Linked DNA regions of Mus musculus: all the other regions are linked to region 1. A link is a loop called in an ENCODE intact Hi-C map of the cell type or tissue named here. Cell type or tissue: left cerebral cortex. All regions are shown on one strand. Region 1 overlaps Kif13b (kinesin family member 13B). Region 2 holds the start of Hmbox1 (homeobox containing 1). Region 3 overlaps Hmbox1 (homeobox containing 1).

Region 1 (4,000 bases):
CCCAATGTGTTCTCTGAGACAGTAAGCCTTCCTCTGTCTTCCATATTATGTTTCAAATATTCAGGATAGGCTAAAGAGACAGAAGGCAGCTACCTGAAATGATGAAGTGGCCTTAGACTTAATAAAGTGGGTAAAGGTGCTTGCCACATAAGCCTGAAGACCCACATTCAGTCTCTGGGACCCTAGTGAAGATGAAAGGTGAGAAGTGACTGTAAAGTTGTCATCTGACCTGCAGTGTGGACCATGGCATGTTCACCCTCATATGCACACACACAAGGGTAATAATAATAACAATGAAATAAAACATGTTTACTGAGTGACTTTTCCCATAAAATATCAGATGCATACTCCTTGGAAATGTTCAGATCAGTGACTGTCCATCAGATGTTGTTAGTCCGAGCCTGTGGCTGCTTGAGTGGATGTTCCTGGCTGTGCAAAACTCTTGGGAGCTTAATTTCTAGATGAGAGGAAAAGTAATTGACTTAAAATTGGATGTTTAAGTTCTGTTGCTTAGATGCTCTTCTCTGTTCCTACCATGCTTGGGGATACCAGGAACCCTTCCCAGTGTCTGCCTAAGTGTGCGGAGTCACAGGGCTTGTTCTGGACACCCAAGCAGGGTCAGTTCTGATCACATTTGCAGCTTGATTTCTTTAATTCTGTGAAAAGGGCATTGTATACAGGTCAGTTCTTATCTTTTTTGTTATTTGTTTGTATTGATTGATTGATTGATTGATTGATTGATTGTTTCAGGATAGGGTTTCTCTTTGTATCCCTGGCTGATCTGGACTTGCTCTGTAGATCAGGCTGGCCTAGAATGCACAGAAATTTGCCTGTCTCTGCCTCCCTAGGGATGGGATGAAAGGTGTGCATCACTACTGCCTGGCAGTTCTTATCTTTAAAATAAGACTGAATCCCAACTTTGGTACCCTGTGCTTTAACATATGTAGGCTGCAAGTGTTTTTCTGCACCAGTTGCTTAGTGACAGCTATAGGACATCACACTTTAAACAGTTGTTCACATTCCATATAGGTCTACTACCTTGTTCTTCATGGCACTTCAGAGTACTTATCCATGTACTTGATTGTCCAGTTGCTGGGGCAAAGGTGACTTACAGTTTAGCCCTTGACCAAGCTTGGCCAGTTTAAATCCCTGTCCCACAGGATTGACATTATTTGTTTCATAACCATGATCTCTGTTGGAAGTAACTTCTCACTTAGTAGGTTGAAATAAAAGCTCTCATGGTTGCCTTGTCTGGAAGTTGCCCTTTTTCAGTCTAGGTCTCATTAGGTAGCCCCAGAACTCTATGCAGCCCAGGATAACCTCAAGCATGGAGATCTCCCTGCCAATTTCTGGAGTACTAAAGTTACAGTGTGAACCACCACACCTGGCTCAGTTCAACACTTTTTATTAGACACTGTTTGCATTTCCTTTGCTTGTAAGTTTTCATTTACCTGGTGTTTTGTCACATACCAGCACCAGAATTTTCCAGGCTGAGCCAGGAGGATTGCCTTGAATTCAAAATTAGGCCAGTGTAGGTAGGCCAGAGCTACATAGCTACATAGCAAAGCTATATAGCAAGCCCCTATTGTTCATTAAAATAATTTTCTTTTAGTTTCTAGTTATTTAGGAATTATAGAAAAATATGCTCATTTTGATTTTCTGTCTATTTGAAAGAAAATTCATTTTCCTGACTAGGTTAGAATGTATGCTTTAGTACTTAACAGTTATGAGGTAGATGAAAGCCAATTGCATTTTTCTATATCAGCCTATAGGGGTCTCTCTAAACCAGAGTTTTGAAACTCATGAAGCTGATTTTGTGTGTGTTTGTGTATATGTTCCCAAATCTCTGTGCTGCAGGGGCAGTCTCGGCGAGTTCAAGTTGAAGTGAAGTCTGTGCAGGAGTCAGGAACTTTACCACTGATGGAAGAGTGCATATTGTCAGTTGGCATTGGGTGTGTGAAAGTTAGGCCACTCCGGTCCCCTAAGATCCACGAGAATGTCCATGTAAGTTTCTGGGCCTGCTCTGTGCTTTTTGAAAGGCAACAGCAGAGCAGAATCGTTTGAGACTGCCACCCCTGCCCCACCATTGGTGTCTCCTTCAGTGCACTGTCTTGACAAGAGCACCTGTACTAGGCTGTTACTATGCTTTGTCCTGTTGTGTGGTGAACTGAGAGTTAAAACCTCTCAGCCTGGCAAACCACCAAGCCTAGCAGTGATTAACTTCCTCCCATGGCCCACCCCTCTAAAGAACCCCCACTGGCTGGTAAAGACTCTTTGCCAGCGGGTGTTTGATTTCCCCTGGAGTAGGGGGTGGTAAGCCCAGCAGGGAGATCATTGTACTGAGTCTGAAAAGGTCAGGGGAGCCTCTTCACTCCCCCCTAGAAGCTCCAAGTCTTACCAGCTTCGACATGGGATGGCTGGTAAGGCTGGGTGGGAGGCCAAGGTGTGATGTATCAATTAGACAAGAAGACAGGAACTGGGGGAGAACATAGTGGTTGTGGTTGGAGGCCTGATGTGGGGGTAAATAATTGTTTTGGTTCTACATAATACGTTGTTTTCTTTTAGGAGGAAGAGGAGGACATGGACAGCTACCAGGTAATTGAGCACCTGTTGGCCTCATCAAATCAGCTTGATTCAAGTACTTAATTACACAGGCCAGGATCTTTCTGCACTGCTACTTGATAATTAAACAATTCTGCTTTTCCCAAAAAGTCAAACAAAGTATGGAAAGGCTGTGTATTGTAGGGGTTCATGGGCTAGGATTAGGACACCCTGTGACAAAGTCCTTTCTTAATCAGGGACACTGCATTGGCCTATTTACAAAGCCACCTCCCAGCTACCTTGCCTGGGATTCCCTTGAGCTGAGTCACCCATGGGCTTAGGGAATATATGGGTGTGTGCGCGCACATGCACGTGCACATCTATTTCTGCGTCTTACATGTGTGAGACTAGGTCACCCTGAATGCCCCCTTCCTTGAGCTGTCCATTAGTTTTGGAGGTTTTGTTTCTCTGTCGTTTCTTTTCCTAATGTGCCAGATTTTGTTTATGTCTGTGAAGTTGCATCTTGTTGTCATCATTTAGAACTGCCCAGGCTCTTTGGAGCCTGATTATGTCATCTGCTGTAGTCACTCTCCTGGCTTTGCATCATCCTAATTTGATAGAAATGTCTGCTTTCCTATAAGTCACTGATTAAAAGAAAAAAAGGCAAGAGAAAAACCTCACCATATCAGCTGGGTTGAACTCAGAGTATGAACTAAGAGAATGGAGCCTTCTTTTAAACAGACATTATCCCATTCATCACTGCTTTCTGGATGTGGTATTTGAGGTCCCTGTGATTGCACTTAGAGGAGATGCACAGCACGTTTTCTCCATCTTGTCCACAGGAATGTCATAGGCTATTTGGTTAAATGTGCTGTTGAAATCCAGACACTGACATCTGCAGCATTCCTCTGAACCACCAGCCCCTAACCATGTTACTAAAGGAAGTGAAGTCAGACTGGCGTGCTGGCAGGTGCTGACTGGTGGGGTTCAGTCTGTCAGTAACCACCCCTGTTGTCTTGCCCACTGCTACCTCCCAAATATGCCCAAGGAGTAGACGCATGTGCTATTGGAGGTGGCTAGACACTTGAAAGCTTCTTTCTGGTAGTTCTGAGGAGTGAACATTTGAAGCTTGTTAAGTACAGTTTGTGTTTCTAGTCCAGCCAGGCAGCCTCACAGAAGATGTTGTTTCTCATGGGTGGAGTTAAGCAAGTACAAAGAGAACCAATTCCTAAAGGCCTGTCCACTCTAGAGTCCACTAATGCTTCCTGCTCTGGGAGTGGTGATCTGAATTGTAGGTAGAGTCACTTGTTGGCCGTTCGTGCTGGGCTGGCCCGAAGCTCAGGTGGTAGACTGCTTGCCTTGCATTCAGTTTTCATGTCCCGATTATTCTGGGCATGGTGACAGAAGCCTGTGGTCATCCAGCACTCTTAGGTGGGAACAGAGACTCATCAGGTTGACT
Region 2 (4,000 bases), 190 kb after region 1:
TTATCTGCAGGTCCCCAGAAAAAGGGGCACGTGACTATACCCTATATAACAGACGAGGGTTTTTTTAAGCTTCAGACAAAAATAAAAATAGCAATCACTTTTATCATTCAACTTTACGAAGCGTGTATCTTTACTGCTAAGTGCATTCTTTGCTTCACTCACCCAATGCTTCCTCACTCTTCCATACCAGTTTTCAAGCATTTGTGACACAGAACAGGGTGGGGTAGAAGAAAAAACAAAACAAACAACAAAAAACAAAAAACAAAAAACAAAAAAAGACCACAGCGCCTTTCAGCGCACAGTCAACCCTCTTCTCCGCAAAAAATTTCCAACAGTTTTTTCAACTACGAAAATAAGTCGCCTTATCTACCTCAGGATACAGAGCAGACGTTCTGTCTCATTAGAAGACAGCGATGCGGATGGCATTTAGCACTCGAGATTCCCAGCCCCACGTTCCCGAATTTTAAATAACTGGCAAGCTACTGAGCATGAAGATGACAAGATACCTCTACTTACTGTTTCGGGGTGAAGGTGGGTGGAGGACTCCTTTCAAAGTAGCCCCAATAGTGTAACCCAAACACGGTTCCGGAATAAAATACTAAGAGACACTTTTCCTTTCCCACCTTTAGCTGCCGACTTGAGGCAAAGATGCATCTCCACATCACATCATCTATATAGTCCTGCCGGGAGTTTGGGGTGGAGACTGGCCCAGAGTAGGGCACCGAGTGTGAGCTGGGCGCCCAGACACTAACGAGTTACTGAGCCCCCCCAAACCCTGCACAAGATCCTTGGACCAAAAGTCCAGCCCGGGACTCCTGCGTGCTTCCCAAGCCCAGGCCGCTTATCTCTGACTCCAGCCATCTAACTTACCATCTACAGACATTCCTTCAAGACGATCGCAGCACCCAAGTACACGTCACAGTTTAAAACACAGCGAGACACTCCCCAAACAAACCAGCACACCTCGAAACCACCTTACAGTTTCTCAAACTCCCAAGCAGGAAGACCCCCCAACTCCAGGATTCAAACCTTCCGCCGGTCCTGAAGACCAGAGAGAAGTTGGGAAGCCATCGACGCCTCTCCACGCCCGCCCCTCACAAACTGCCCCACCCCACAGCCCGCGCACGGCCGCCCCCTCGGAAGTACCCCTACTTGCTCCCCTATGCTCAACCTGGCTACTCCAGAGACCCATCTGTGGCGCCTACTCACTTTCTCTCCCCCCCAAACATCTCGACATTTTTTTTTCCTTAAAGTAATGAGAGAAGTGAGGAAAAGAGACTTGAGGCAGTCCAGCTTGCAAACGACCCCACTCACCTTGGAAATCCAGCTGAGAGTTCTCTGCACCCTGCTCAGCCCCCTCCCCAGCGTCCCAGTGCAAGGCTGAGGGAGGGAGGAGGAAGGCGGGAGGGGGAGGGGATCTTCACCGCGGGGCGCCCTGCGGGAGGGGCTGAGGAGGGCTCCAGGCCCGCGCAGGAAGAGCCTAGGGGGGAGGGGAGGCCCCTATCTCCCAGTCTCCCCCTGAAAACCTCCCTTGTCTCAATCACATCAGACTGACTGTCTTTGTCTGGCTGACAACCGCCATATTGATAGCAACAGCCCCGCTCCCACCTGCTGCCGCTGGGCATCCCTGGGAGTTGTAGTTTCCGGTTCCCTAGAGGAAAAGTGCAGAGTTGAGGGTCTGAGGCCCTAGGGAACTACAGCTTCCAGCAGGCACTGCGCCCATACGCCTTCCCACAGGGAGGAGGGGAGCTGGGAGCTGAAATCGTGCGGACTACACATCCCAGAATACCATGGATGCTAGACCCAGATGAGGGACATGATATCATGCTGGGATGGAAAGGAAGGATGAATTGGCGGCGGCGATGAATTTGAGCGGACGGAAGGAGGTGATTAGAGAGAAAAGGGAGGAAAAGGAAAGACGCCCACAGTGCCCATGATACCTGCAGTAAAACTACATTTCCCGTGAGGCTCTGGAAAATGCTTAAGGAGTGAAGACTCCAAGTCCCGCGATGCTCTGGGCTATAGAGATTAAACCGGAAGATCCTTCCCTGTCTTTAGAAGTGAAGAGACTGGTACTGAACAACCAAAAGTCCGATATGAAACTGGTGAGTTTCCACTACTAAGTCAGAGGGCAAAGGTAATGAATGCTATATATCTTTGGAGTCTGTCGCCTCCACCATGATTTATCACGGAGGGAGGTCAGCACTTAAAAATTATAAAGTGAGCTGGGTTTTGCGATTGGGATTTGAATTCCCGCTTGCTCACATCCCACAGCTCCTGCATCTGTCAGGAGGTCTTCATTACTGTTTGGCAGATCCCTTTGGCCGCACGTGAGGTTGTATGTTACATTTCTTCACCCTTGGGCTAAAGATAGGCTCCAAAACTTTGGTTTGGTCATGTTTCTCAGCCTGCACCTGAGAGCTATAATAGATCATCAACCACTTTCCACTTAATGAGCACTTGAGTGGACTCCTACTGATATTGCGAGGCTGGATTCCGATCTGAACAGAAAGTAGGAGCGATCAGACAGAAGGTCTAAATGTCCTGTTACTCCTAACTGCAGTTCGAATTACAAGAAAGAGATGCTAAAGGGTGGTGCCCTTGAAGGATTCCCGTCTAAAGCCTGCTTGAAATAAACAGCTCTAGATAAAACATGCCTCCTGAAGAAGTAACTGTGTGGCAAAACACTAAGCTGACAGGTGGCCTTTTCAGATATTTGCTTTGCCCCATTTTTCTGAGCACACCGTTCTAACAAGTTGTTTTATTCAAGCTTAATGGAATAAGTAATAGAGTAATAAGGAAATTGAACGCAGGTGTGAAATGCTTGTCGTCGCCCTCCTATTCCCTACATTCTCACTGCCAACTTACTGTAGAATCTTCCTAATTGCTACGTGGAGAGAAATATCCTCAATAGAGTGAAGTGTGTTTGGTATGTTCTGTTTAAGAGAGAAGCGATGCAGAAACGTTTATTCCAGAACAACTTTTTTTTTTTTTTCTCTTCTTCTGTTTTTTTGAGATAGAGCTTCTCTGTGTAGCCCTAGCTGTCCTGGAATTCTCTTTGTAGCCCAGGCTGGCCTCTCAGAACAACTTCTTTGGGAGGGTATCAGAACTTAGGTACTTTTTGCTTTACTCATAAAATCTTCTTGCTTAACGTATACACAGAGGTTAAAGCAGGGAAGGAGCAAATGGAAAATTAGCCATTCCCTTTCAGAATCAAAAGCTGGCGAAAAGAAACCAGATGTGGCACACCTTTAATTCCAGCACTCAGGAGGCAGAGGCAGGCAGACCTCTGAGTTCTAGGATAGCCAGGGAAGTTATACTGAGAAATCCTGTCTCAAAAAAAGAAAGAAAGAAAGATAAAGAAAAGAGAGAGAAAAAGAAATCAAGAAAAGGAAGTATTAAAAAGAAAGAAAAGAAAAAGAAGTATTCTAATTATTATCTTCCCTTTCAAACAGTGTAGATCCAATAATTAATCCAATAATTACTATCCGAATATCAAAATAGTTTCTCAGTAGGTTAAACTTGTGTGCTGTGCCTACCAAAGGGTTTGAATAAACTTTCTCAGGTCCTTACATTTTAGCTCTGTTTACTGCTTTAAAAATGTGAGGTTGGCTATGGGTTTTGTATATTATAGGGACTAGGGATCTATGTCAGTGGCAGCATGGTTGCCTAGGATGCACACAATACATTGGGTTTGGTCTTCAGCATGATGGTAATGAGTTACATTGTGAAACACAAACATGCTTTTGAACAAAGTCTTGTTTTTGAGTAAGACTTTCCCTTGCTGGGCAGTGGTGATGCACACCTTTAATCCAAGCACTTGGGAGGAGGAAGCAGGCAGATTTCTGAGTTGGAGGCCAGCCTGGTCTACAGAGTGAGTTCCAGGACAGCCAGGACTGCACAGAGAAACCCTGTCTCAGAAAAACAAAACAAAACAAATAAGACTTTCACAGGTGCACATGAGGGATAGCCACATCTTGATTCTTTTCCCTTAATGAGA
Region 3 (4,000 bases), 94 kb after region 1:
GAAACTTGTAAAAACCCAGAATGGATCTAGAGGCAAGAAGCTGAAAGAAGTATTTCACTAGAGAAATGCAACTCAACGTCATTTAACGTAAGCAAAGAATCTACAAACACAACCGACTTGCTTGCCAGGCATCTATCTCTACAGCAGAGAAAAGTCAGCTTTTCATTTTGCAGTTTGCCTTAATTTTACATTTTTTTCTCAAAGTGTATGTGACAATATGATGCTATTTACATTTCTCCTGATAACCTGTCTACTAGACAGAGGGAAGGTTATGATATTAGCAAACTACCTCCTCATAAACCCACCCAAGGCTTACTTCCTACAAATTGCTTCAGGCAAGCTGCAGGACCACACCTCAGGAACCTGGCAGCTCTCTCTTGGTATCTTAACATGAACAAAATTGACTTTCACATCTCTCTCTCTCTCTCTCTCTCTCTCTCTCTCTCTCTCTCTCTCTCTCTCTCTCTCTCTCTCTTTCCTTCCTTTCAGTACACATCATATGTATTTTTTCAAACACAGACAACAGTGTCTAAAATTCAGAAAGCCACAAAAGGGTTATTCAACGGTAAAATGCCTGCCTTGAATGCACAAGGTCCTGGATTTGATCCTAAGCACTGCAAAACAAACAAACAAACAAACAAAAGACCCAGAGGTTAAATAATTAAGTCTTTCTATGTCTCCCCAAACCAACAGCATCCCCCTTCAGAGCTGATCTAAACTAGAATCCCCAACAGTTTTTATACGTACAGAAGTCTAAACTCTGTGTGTGTGTGTGTGTTTGTGTGTGTATACCCTGGATACCAATAATAATGTAGTATAAATTGTCTCATATCTTATATTTTAAACTTCTGTATGCTGTTTCACTGCATGCAAATATAATTCATACAAAACATAACTACAATGCTCTACGATATTTCCTTGTAGAGAACTTAACCACTTCTTGATGAGGTGATTCTACTGACTTGTAAAGAAGAACATAAGGCACTCTAAGCAACCATTTAAAAGGCAGACAGAAAAGAACCTGAGGCACTACACTGTATTCAAAGATTACAGCAACTCCAAAGTACCCACAGAAGGAGAAACACCACCATTCTTTAGACAGAACCAAAGGCTGTTTTAAAGTCAACAAAGGTGCACCAACACATCCAGGAAGAATCCTATGCCACATTACCTCTTAAAGGTGAAAGGACAGAAAATCTTACTGATGGGTAAGATTCAATTAGTATAAATACAACAGAACTACCATTTGACACTACCAACATCCTTTTTTTCTTTTTTAACTGCTTGTAAAATATACAGAAAAAAAATGGAAGGAAATGAGTATAGACTGGGGTTTTAAACAGGAGACAGCGATGCAACTTGTACGGGAAGCCAATGTCTGCAAATGGGGAACTCATCCTTGACAAGAGAGCCTGCCTGTGCAGAGGGCCGCTCCCAGTGAGCCTTAGTCTTTTCCTGTGCTTCCCACTGGGTGTCCTACACGCCAACTTCCTTCAATGTCCCTCGGAGCTGGGTGGGTCTAGCTCAGGTTCCTACATACATTTAATTGGGAAGTAAGATTAAAAACAAAACTAAAATCATTCCAAGGTTGCAAGCTAGATTCCTAGTAGGAGTCCCCAGTGAGCCTAAAAATGCTGTGGCGGCTCTTTGCTGTTTCCAGTGAAGTAATTATGTCGACAGCTTCCACCCTGCCCCAAGCTGGAGTACAGCCCTAAACCCCAGTGTGGGAGTTCAGCTCAACAACCATTGATCTCTATGCGAGTTCTGTCCTAGGTACCAAATCCTCAGGAAAGCACAGTTCCTCACAGAGCTAGCGGAACCCTCCCTATCAGGCTGTGTGTCTCTGAAGCACACCACACTCCAAGTCTCCTTCCTTCTTCATCTAGCTAGCTTTGCAAATTACTGGCTTTGGATGAGTCACAGGAGAAGGAAACTCATCTTCAGGAGACTACCTAGCATCCAGTCTGACAAACTGCTTCAAGAATATCGTAGAATTGTGCTGGTCTCATATGGAAGCAGCAGACCTCTGAGCACTTGAAATGGAGTTGGTGGGAAACTGTGTTATAAGTGTAAAACACCTACTGATCTCTAAAGAATGTGGACAAGAGGTAAACAGGGAGTGGCCATGTTTCAATTTTCAAAATGAAAATTAAGCACTGACGTGACAGGTGCTAACACCCATCATTGCTGTGAATTTTCAGGTTTTTTCTGAAACGTGGCTGCCTGAAAACACGAATCCCCGTGGCACTGGGGCTGCAGCCCCCCCCCCCCAACAGTGCTGCCTGGAACATTAACAGTAACATGAACAGAGGCACTTCTTCAAGAGCTCTGCTTATGCTTTTAGACACTGTTAGAAAAATATGGAGGCAAAATGTCAGCCGATCCATGTTGAAGGAGTGATAAGATTATCTCATTTTGTTTTATAAATCTCCCTGGAAGAACTGACTGAGCAACTATCTTCAAGGAAAGCTGAGACTGCCTAACACAGGACAGAGTATTTACCGCCACACAGACTCCTCAAAATGCAAAGCAAAGGTATTGTCTCCACCTTAACAGCGCCATCAAGCATGGACATGAGCAGTGCCACCACGTGACATGCTCTATGGCGCATGGCAACACGGACCTCTTGCTGTTCACACTGTATTTTCACCAAGGAAAATATACAGCAAAATTGTACTTGTACTGCTATTTCCTTATTCCTACCACACATTTCTCTATCAATCCATTTCATTTTTGTTGCATCTCAATGTAAATTGATGTCATTATGACAGAGATCCCTAAAAAAAAAAAAAAAAAAAAATCTATGCACTCTTTCTGACAAAAACACTCACCCTGAATCTAATGGAGCCCTTAATTCTGACTCTCACTGTATAGGCAATACAGAAGGTGCTTTCTCCTTGGGTATTGGAACTGCTTCTTAAAGGAACAGTGCCCTTTTTTATAGTATTCAGATTGTTCATGCTCTGTGTGAGAGACATAGCTTGTTGTAAGCTTTTTTTTTTTAATTTTATTCTTATCTAAGCTCCTTTTTTTAAATTTTTATTTTATTTCTATGAGTATACTGTAGCTGTCTTCAGACACACCAGAAGAGGGCATCAGATCCCATTACAGATGGTTGTGAGCCACCATGTGGTTGCTGGGAATTGAACTCAGGACTTCTGGAAGAGCAGTCAGTGCTCTTAACCACTGAGCCATCTCTCCAGCCCCAAATAAATCTTAAAAAATATTAGTGAACAGCAAAAATGTTCACAATTGTTGTATCTAAGAAAATTAAATGAAAATAGCTGGATACCTTACTGGTCTTTTTAAATGTCTATATATCTGTAACACTTCAAAAGAGAAAACAGGGGAGAATAGAGTCTAGACTTTTTGGTTTTTTGAGACAGGGTTCCTCTGTGTATCCCTGGGAGTCCTGGAACTCACTCTGTAGACCAGGCTGGCCTCGAACTCAGAAATCTGCCTGCCTCCACCTGCCTCTGCCTCTGGAGTGCTGGGATTAAAGGTGTGTGCCACCAGGCTCGGTTTAGACATTTCTTTCTTTTATACAGATTGCTACAATTTTGCTTTGTCTTACCAGGGCCTTTTGGGTTGAGAAAAGAAACAAACCAGCAACCCCCCCTACTCCCGAGCCCCCACAAAGCACTTGAATGCAGTACTGTGTACTTGCAGCTCAGGGTCAATGCTGCTGCATGCAACACCTCACCTAGTGTGCCTGCAGGCTTTGTGCACTGCACCTAGACATAAATGTTATACCAACAAGGATCACTACATCATAACCTGTGCACTGTTCAGCCCGAGACAGACACTCTCATCACGTCATATTTTTCTTGATCTATCACTTGTTACAAGTATTTTGGAAGAAATGATGCCTATTCTTGGCAACTCCAGACATCAAGACTGGTGATCTTTTCTCTTAAGATTTCATCTATTTTTTAATCTAATGCTGCTCCCAGAAGCTATGTGAATGGCTTCACCTTAAAATTCTAAAATATACTTATTA

The links. Hi-C counts contacts between places; a loop is a spot of excess contacts. Peaks named below come from ENCODE experiments on the same cell type or tissue, not always from the same donor. Only the 100,000 strongest peaks of a DNase experiment are listed, where the experiment ranks them.
Region 2: a loop joins it to region 1, with 2.7 times the contacts of the local background. A loop is called at or near these places in 16 of 42 quality-filtered maps.
Region 3: a loop joins it to region 1, with 2.1 times the contacts of the local background. A loop is called at or near these places in 2 of 42 quality-filtered maps.

Annotation. Positions count from the first base shown.
Region 1 is chr14:64,763,146-64,767,145 of GRCm38, forward strand. It overlaps Kif13b (kinesin family member 13B), which reads left to right. Exons shown (of 40, transcript NM_001081177.2): 25 at 1,858-2,004; 26 at 2,566-2,595. Among named protein-coding and RNA genes, the nearest start is that of Gm26225, 11 kb to the left of the region's middle. In left cerebral cortex, a CTCF peak has its summit at 1,754; a DNase peak (open chromatin) is centred at 1,926.
Region 2 is chr14:64,948,263-64,952,262 of GRCm38, forward strand. Hmbox1 (homeobox containing 1) reads right to left here and starts at 1,595. Exons shown (of 10, transcript NM_177338.6): 1 at 1,315-1,595. Ints9 (integrator complex subunit 9) reads left to right here and starts at 2,031. Exons shown (of 17, transcript NM_153414.5): 1 at 2,031-2,105. The coding sequence starts at 2,097. In left cerebral cortex, a CTCF peak has its summit at 1,706; DNase peaks (open chromatin) are centred at 586, 823 and 1,788; H3K4me3 peaks cover 2,757 bases; H3K27ac peaks cover 2,515 bases.
Region 3 is chr14:64,857,070-64,861,069 of GRCm38, forward strand. All of the region lies in intron 5 of Hmbox1 (homeobox containing 1), which reads right to left. Among named protein-coding and RNA genes, the nearest start is that of Hmbox1, 91 kb to the right of the region's middle. In left cerebral cortex, no CTCF peak of the experiment used is centred here; a DNase peak (open chromatin) is centred at 1,796; H3K27ac peaks cover 735 bases.